Regions from separate parts of the Homo sapiens genome. Here all the other regions are linked to region 2. A link is a contact called in ENCODE Hi-C or POLR2A ChIA-PET data. All regions are on one chromosome and are shown on one strand. The core of a region is the stretch at or near the end of the contact, and the rest is flanking DNA. Distances in the headings are between cores, read along the strand shown.

Evidence for each region. A loop is a pair of places that touch in the nucleus more often than their neighbours do. ChIA-PET counts read pairs that join two places held with the same protein, here RNA polymerase II (POLR2A). Pooled maps may share reads with other maps.
Region 1: a pooled map shows a loop between it and region 2 (4-fold over the local background). The contact joins the promoter of BMAL2 here to the enhancer-like site in region 2. A Hi-C loop is called at or near these places in 2 of 37 single-sample maps with no recorded cell type and 5 of 50 pooled maps. POLR2A ChIA-PET finds 5 or more read pairs at or near these places in 7 of 52 experiments (GM12878, MCF 10A, OCI-LY7 and 4 more).
Region 3: a pooled map shows a loop between it and region 2 (3-fold over the local background). The contact joins two enhancer-like sites. A Hi-C loop is called at or near these places in 1 of 168 maps with a recorded cell type or tissue (K562), 9 of 37 single-sample maps with no recorded cell type and 5 of 50 pooled maps. POLR2A ChIA-PET finds 5 or more read pairs at or near these places in 4 of 52 experiments (GM12878, PC-3, activated B cell and 1 more).

The regions. Positions count from the first base shown.
Region 1 is chr12:27,331,445-27,334,144 of GRCh38, reverse strand. BMAL2 (basic helix-loop-helix ARNT like 2) reads right to left here and starts at 1,309. Exons shown (of 17, transcript NM_020183.6): 1 at 1,042-1,309. The coding sequence starts at 1,072. It overlaps LOC124902906 (a long non-coding RNA gene), which reads left to right and starts at 1,348. Exons shown (of 2, transcript XR_007063255.1): 1 at 1,348-1,523. RefSeq lists silencers at 816-935, 956-1,425.
Region 2 is chr12:27,276,616-27,279,315 of GRCh38, reverse strand. The region is part of intron 1 of STK38L (serine/threonine kinase 38 like); the gene reads right to left. Among named protein-coding and RNA genes, the nearest start is that of STK38L, 34 kb to the right of the region's middle. RefSeq lists an enhancer at 1,162-1,211. Within about 2 kb of position 1,380, at least 7 of the 41 ENCODE cell types and tissues checked have a DNase peak (open chromatin) inside an H3K27ac peak, as active enhancers do; they include GM12878, where a contact is called at or near this core.
Region 3 is chr12:27,218,936-27,221,635 of GRCh38, reverse strand. No RefSeq gene overlaps it. Among named protein-coding and RNA genes, the nearest start is that of STK38L, 24 kb to the left of the region's middle. RefSeq lists enhancers at 985-1,054, 1,075-1,244, 1,385-1,434. Within about 2 kb of position 1,320, at least 2 of the 41 ENCODE cell types and tissues checked have a DNase peak (open chromatin) inside an H3K27ac peak, as active enhancers do; they include GM12878, where a contact is called at or near this core.

The DNA of each region.
Region 1 (2,700 bases), core at 60-2,559, 55 kb before region 2:
TTCTGAAATCGCCCCATGATGTAAATTCCCACAATTATATTAGAATTTCGAAAGCCACCTCCTCTCATTGCCTTATTTCAGAGAAGAATCTAAAACTCTATCATCTTATTCCAAAAGGAAAGGGGAGAATTAACTGCTTCCCTGAACTTCTCTGCCAGTCTTCCTTCAGTTATTTCTGTTTTCCTGCCTCTCATTTGTCTTAAACAACAGCTATTTTGTATTCATTCCGTAATTGTGAGCAGTGGTCCCAAAGGCCCCGTTGTAAGGAACTACAGAATACTGCCAGTGAATACTAGCGAGAAGGAAAAAGCACCGCAAACTTCCAACTCCATTCACAAAAATACCACAGAAATACATAATCGAACAAGCTAACTCCACTGACGGCTTTCCTGAAGCTTCAGCGGTGAAAGACACGAGCCGCCTGTCGCTTATGGAGGGCTGTCGCGGAGCGGGCTGCGATCCCGGAGTGTGGCCCCGCGTCCACGCGCACCTGCCCACCTGCGCGCTCCACCGCGGGGCAGCGGTTCAAGCCGGGAAGCCGCGAGTATTATCAGCTCAGAGGGGAGGGGTTCACAGGAACCGGGCTAGGTCCGAGGCTGCTGACAACTGGTTTACACAAAAGAAAGAAGAAATATAGGAAGTCCCCGCAGCAGTGCATGCCATGCCGACGCCGACGCGGGCGCCCAGCAGTGGGTGGAGGCGGATGCTCCCAGCGCCGGGTGCAAGGTCCCCCGCTGGCTCCCTTTCGCCAATGCGCCCGGCCCGGGACCAAGACACCGCGTCCTGAGCGCCGGCGGCGACCCCAGCTCCCCTCCCCGCGTCCCGCTCCCCGGGAGGACGCGCCGGGCGCCGCGCCGCACCTGTGCCCCACGGGGCGGCCTTGTCCCACCGCCCCTCGGAGGCGATGCTCCGGCCCGAGAGGACAGGCGCGGGCGCTTCCCTCGGGGCAGCGGGGGCAGACCTGGCGTCGCGGGGACGCCCCCAGCGCGTCAGACGCCGCGCGCCCACCTGGGGCCGTCGCCTCGCCACCGGCAACCTCACCTCCCGCCGCAGCCTCCTCTTCCGCCGCCATCGCAGGAGCCACTTGGTCGGCTCCGCAGCCCCGCGGCTGGCAGCATGGAGGAGCCCCGGGCCCGCCCTGCCCCGGCCCAGGCGGCGGCTCTGGAGCAGGGAAGCGGGGACTGGCGGGCCCTGCCGGGTGCCGCGGCGGCCGCCACCGCAGCCCGTAGGCGCGCACGGGACGCCGCCCCGCAGCCCGGCCGGCAGCAGCTACTGAGCATGCGGACTGGAGCCAGCCGCCCGCCGCTCTGGGCGCCGCGGGGCTTCCCGGCGGGAAAGAGACCCGGGCCAAGGGCGGAGTCGCTGCGGACACCGCCCCGCCGAGCCCTCCCGCGAGCAGCAAAGCACTAAAAGGCCAGTTGAGTCCTTCTAGCAACCACCCTATTGAAAACAGGCTTCCATGCTCATAGTAAGCTTTGTCCCAGCATTCCGAAGATTGCAGTTGTTAGACCCTCGGGGCAAAGGTAAAGGATGAATGAAGATAATTGCACGGTGGGTTAGCGGAGGGCACGGGGCTAGGGTTGGGGAGGAGGGTGCTGGACGAGAGACCCTGCTCTTTTCTGCTTAAGGAAGGGCTTAGCTGCAGAGACGAGAGTGTAGATGACAGAGAGAGGGTCCCGAGGAAGCCGTTTTGCCTCCTGGAACGGTTGGGTAAATCCAGAAACAAGATCTTTTGGGCATCACTTGACAGCCCTACATCCTATGGCCACGTGTCTAGAATACACTGGTTTGCTGCCCTCCCACTGGTCCCTAGACCCATTCCTTGGTAATCTAGTAGAAGTAAGTAAAGGAAAGTCACAGTAGAGAAGACACCAAATCAAACTTTGCAACCAGCCTAAAGGTAATAACTTTCCTACAAGGACTCAATTCCAACGTCTTAACCAGCACCTTATGTGTCCTCAGGGCAGTACTTAGGGCCATTGTGAGAGGCTGGGCAGAGGGTTTGGAAGTGTGTTCCCAAGCAGAAGTGGGCATGACAGGAGAAAACTGTTGCAGGCTTAAGCAGGGGCTAGGACTTTAGAGGTAAGGGAGACGTGCTGAAAACTGTGCTGTCCTCAACACACACCAAGACACATCCCTAATCAAAACCAGTCTTGAAACGTCTCATTCCTAGCTTTGACTTGGAACTCCACCCCAAATTCTACCAACACCAACTTCTCCTGGCAGCTAGAAACAGTAATTCCATACAGGGTTTCCCGAATGTGATCAAACCTTGGCTTTCCAGACAAGTGTACACTATTTTGAGGTGGTTTACCAAGGGGTAACAGGTAGAATTAATTAGACCTGGGCTTTAAGATCTGGGTTAAAATGTAAATACTATTCTATACATGGCCTTGCTTACAATGCATTTTCCCCCTTATCGGCTCAGTGAGCCTCACAACCTCTTTCTTAATTCCTGTCTTAGTAGAGAAACAGAAGTTCAGAGATGTCGAGTATTTTGGCCAGGATCACTCAGCTAGTAGATAGTAGAAGCAAGACCATAAAAGTTAGGTCTCCTTCTTAGGAGTTCCTATTGTGGTGTCCAGTAAGCTTGCCTGTGAATCATTGCAGTCCCCGTTTCTTAGAAACGATGATTCACTTCCACCAAAGCCTGAAAGCAAGAGAAGGGGAATCCAGAATCTAAAATACGAAAGCAGGAAG
Region 2 (2,700 bases), core at 131-2,630:
TTTATTATCACAGCTAAACCAACTATTTTATTTTCACAGCTCTATAATAAAAAGATGCTCCTTGACTTTCAATGGGGCTACATCCCAATAAACCAATCCTAATTTGAAAACATCACTAAGTCGAAAGTGCATTTAATAGTGGCAGCAGAGCAGACATTCCCCAACTTACAATTTTTCCACTTTATGATGGTCCGAAAATGAGGCACATTCAGTAGAAATCATAATGACCTCCTCGATGGTCTTATATCCCAATAAACCCAACCTAAAGTTGAAAATTCATAAGTCAGGGACTGTCTGTATTTTGACATCTATTTGGGCAGGCCCCTACTCTTTTTCCTTTTTTATCCTCCAAATTATTATACTTTTTCATATGAATTCTAGAAATCTACTTGGAAAGTTCAATTTAAATTACTGTTGAGATTTTGATTTGGTCCCTATCATCTTTTGAGAAGAGGAAAAGCATGATTTAAACTATCCAGCCTCAGCTGATTTCAGCTTCAGGGCTGACTTTAGCTACTTTGCCAAGGTATTTCTGTCAGCTAGGGGACAAGTATCCAAACTGAGAGTTAAGGTTTTTAAAGTACTTTTAAAAAATTGCATCCAAGCTTACATTGTTATTGATTATAGAAAACAAAATGAGATATTCAACAAACCTAGTAGATAGTATTTGCAAGACACTTAGGCTTTCAGGGTGACCAAATAAAGACAAACCTGGAAGAAGCCAACTAAGCTAACAGTTTCATCGGCTTTAGGTAAGGCTTTAGGTACTAGCACCTATCAATGTACCAAGCAATATGACAGTAGGAAGAGACCCAAATAGTAGGAGACATGATATGAGCATGCTAAGATCCTATAAAATTGTCGAAAAAAGAGTTAAGACTAACCCATATAAACAATTAGCATATAAACAATTAGCCTGGGTGGACCTTTCTGATACAAGCAGGGCTTTAGAACAGGGGAAGATCAGTGTGGGCTGCAGTGCCCAATAAAAACTAACAGATCAAATAGTTCAGCTCTAGCTTAACTAAATGCCTGGTGGTAATCAAAATTTAGTGACAGCTATTCAGAAGTCTGTGTGAAAAGAAATAGTGATTATGTCAAGTTGGTTTATAAATCAAGGCTGGGCTACACTTACAGCCTTCCAATAAAAGGGCAAAGATCCCATAAGCAAGCATCTCTTAATTGCAGCAGCTACTCTAGATCATATGCCTAAACTGTGGCCAGCACTAGATTAACCCAATGGGAAATCCCCATGCTTTGTGGCTTATAGGTTATTCAAAACCAGAATCTGATCCTACTCTCCTTATACATGACCTGAAAAGTCCCTCCTCCACTGGACTTGCATCCATAAAAACTCCACCCAGTTTCCTGACATCACGGAAATTTACTAGTCCACTTGGAAGACCTAGTATGTAAGCTCATCTATTTGTGGAAAGAGGCAATTCTTTCCAAAATTACTGAGTCAGAAATTTTTACCAGCTCTAGACTTTTTTTTTTAAGGGGAGAAAGTTTTATCTTTTTTTTAAATTTTACTTGAATAAACAGGATAAGCACTATATCCCCTTCCAAGGAGCAAAAAATACTGCTCAAATAGCTGGAAAAATTGGTCAGGAGGAACTGGAGTGGGAATTTGCTTTAAATTTTTAAAATTATATGCAAACTCCATGGTTATTTAATTTTTAAAGAATTATGAGATAAGATATCTCCATGATTTCTTTACTCATTTGTCATTCCAGAAAACATTACTCAGGGTAGACAGCTCTTCCTTCCTCAATTATGTCCTTTGAAATGAACAGAAAACTTACCTTTGAGTTGGTTTTAAGGCGGTTTCACTAAAATCAGGGAGTTAAAGACTATTTAACCCTTTGAGGTTCCTTCGAGTCCTCCTACTGCTGTGTGTGTGTGTGTGTGTGTGTGTGTGTGGTTCCTTCCAGTTCTCCTACTGCTGTGTGTGTGTGTGTTTTTTGAGATGGAGGTCTTGCTCTATTACCCAGGCTGGTCTCAAAGCCCTAGGCTCAAGAGATGCTACCACCTCAGCTTCCCAAAGTGCTTTATACTTTATACTTTTAAAAGTACGAGTAATTACTCGTACTTTAAATTAAATCGAGGAACAAAGCGGGGTGTGAAGTTTTCACACACATGCCTCAGGACTCTATTTCTAATGAGATGATACACTGTAAATCATGAAACACTAATTCACTTCATACTTTATAGCTTTGTATTAAGTGAAATTGGGATAATTTGGTGGGTTATACATATTTAGAAGTGAAGTAAATACTTCAAGAGTTGTGAAGATCAAACGAAAGAGGTAAAATGCTTTATAAAAGGCAAGACACTATTCAATGTAAGGTTATACATGCTTTAAAACAATAAATCGAAATCCAGGATAATGGTCATTTCTGGGAGAGAGGAAAGGGAAGGATTACCAAGGCATCTTCACTCTACCTGCAATGTTCTGTCACTTAAAGAAAATCTGAGGTAACAGGGAGAGACTTGGTAAAGATATGCAGTAGACACATGAATGTTCCTTGTATTTTTCTCCATAACTTTGTGTATGTTTGCAATAATTCATAATATAAACTTCAGTTACTAGTTTATACTGTAATTTTGATAAAATAGAAATGACAAAGATTCCAAGGAATTTTAAAGGTTTCTTATGGATAATTTTTTAAAACTATTTAACCTTATACATAAATACAG
Region 3 (2,700 bases), core at 71-2,570, 58 kb after region 2:
TTTGTGATGAATGGATCAGGGTACTATCTCCCATAAAAATTTAGAAAAGGTGGCTGGGCACCATGGCTCATGCCTGTAATCCCAACACTTTGGGAGGCCAAGGCAGGAGGATCACTTGATCCCAGAAGTTTGAGAACAGCCTGTGTAACAGAGAGAGACCCCCATCTCTACCCAAAATCAATCAATCAATAAAATAAAAAATTTAGAAAAGGTGATCTGATGAGCTAAGCAGAAGAGGTGGGCTTTATAGGCAGAAAAGGGGTTAAAAAAAAGCAGAAATAAGGAACAAAAAGTGAATCGGTCATTTCAAAGTTACTTTCCTTATCGGATTAAAGCAGGGGGTACTCCTTTATCATGCCAGCTAAAACTGGCCTGTTAGGGGATTTGGCTATGCTGTCTTTCCCTCTTTCTCTCTCTCCCCCTTAGTTTCTTGAAAGGTAGATGACTTAGTTTCTGTTTGGTGACATGAAACTTTAGCATGAGTGACTCCATTTTGGTTTGATCTGTAGAGGCCCAGTCCAAATCAATAGCATCGTACAAATTTTATTTAAAAGAATAGTGCTGCTGGGCGTGGTGGCTCATGCCTGTAATGCCAACAATTTGGGAGGCTGAGGCCAGTGGATCACTTGAGGTCAGGAGTTTGAGACCAGCCTGGCCAACATGCTGAAACTCCATCTCTACTAAAAAATACAAAAATTAGCCAGGCATGGTGGTGTGTGTCTGTAGTCCCAGCTACTCAGGAGGCTGAGGCATGAGAATTGCTTCAGCCTGGGAGGTGGAGGTTGCAGAGATTGCACCACTGCATTCCAGCCTGGGCGACACAACGAGACTCTGTCTCCATTAAAAAAAATAAAAAAAGGATAGTGTCTACCTCAGTGAGACTGGAGCCAGTTTTTAGCTCCACAGCTACATAAGGAGTTGATAGAAAAACTGGAGTAATGAACACTGTTTTCCAGTTCATCTCACTGGTGTGTGGAGTTGATTTGGTTTTGCCAGTGTTATTTAGCATCCTTTTAAAATCACCCCTCCCCAACCCATCTCCTCGTACAGCTGCCCACAGGCCTGGCTCAGAAATCTGTCTCAGAAACTGAGTACCACCTAGTCTAGTCACAGTTTCTTTATGAACTACTCTGCCTTGGCTCACTGACTTGAAGTTGACAACTTACTCTTGAATAATTTAACTCCTTTCTTGGAACTGACTCCTTCTTCAGACTTCTCTTAACTTTCACTTCTGCATGTGGGAAGAAAGTAAAGGTATTAGAGACACACTGTGTAACTGGCTACAGGGTACATGGACCTTATTTCCCCCTCCCTGACAGCAAGGGCTTGTACTCAGCCTGATGTCTGGGCATAATATAAACCTAGCTTGATCTCTATTCATCACAGTCTCCACCTTTACTTACTTGAGTGTGATGATTTGTTTGAGATGTTTTGCTTTACTCATGAGGGTATGGAAATACGAAAAAAAGATAGATTGACTCATACTGTAATTCTACACTGATACATTGCAGCAATATTAACATTAATTCAATTTAAAATTCCACATTCCACATGTGTATTTGGCAATGTAGTTCTGGGAGGTAATTTGGAAATACATATCAAAACCTTAACAATAGTTACATTAGTCAAGAGCCTTGATTGCCAAAGACAGAAAGCCAGTTCAGATTAGTTTAAATAAACAGGGAAATTTATTAGGTCAAATAATTGGACAAGTCTAGGGAAGCACCTTGCTTCGGTCATGGCTGAGACCAGGAACTGAAATGATGGCATCAGGCTGGGCGCAGTGGCTGACACCTCTAATCCCAGCACTTTGGAAGCCTGAAGCAGGAGGATCGCTTGAGGCCAGGAGTTCCAGACGAGCTGGGGCAACATAGTGAAACCCTATCTCTACAAAAATAAAAATAAATTAGCCAGGCATGGACGTGCACACCTGTAATCACAGCCACTGGGGAGGCTGAAGCAGGAGAATGGCTTGAACCCAAGAGTTTGAGGCTGCAGTGAACCATGAACGCGTCACTGCACTCCAGCCTGGGTGACAGTGAGACCTTGTCTCAAAAAAAAAAGAAAGAAAGAAAGAGAAAAAAGATGTCAGTAGGAATCCCCCTTTGTCACTTCATTATTTAGCTCTGCTTTCTTCCATGTTGGCATCAAGAGGGCCCTCATCAGTCCCAACCTTAAATGATTTTTGGTGCCATTTAAGAATTTCAGAAGGAAAGAGATGTTTTCATCCAAGAGTTATTATCAGACCTAGAAAATTTCCCTCTTATTGGCCCTACTTAGATCATATGCTCACTCCTGGACCAGTCACTGTGCCTGGAGTGGTAGGAGACAGGGCACTCTGATCAGTCCCAGCCATGTGATGAAACATTTTACCAGTTGTGGGAGAGGCAGATACTAAAAGGCAATGAGAGAGTGAGGTAGGAGGTCAGTTCTATCATGTGAAAATGAGAAGAAACTCTAGGCAGGCAGAAACAAGTGATATCAAAATACAATGTTCATTCTCGTCTATGAATATTTACCCTTAAGAAATAATCAGAAGTGTGAGAGAGTTATGCAGTTATTCCTCACAGAATTATGTATAATAATAAAAATTGGCTGAACATGGTGGCTCACGCCTGTAATCCCAGCATTTTAGGAGGCTGAGATGGGTGGATCACTGGGGCCCAGGAGTTCAAGACCAGCCAGGCAACATAGGGATAC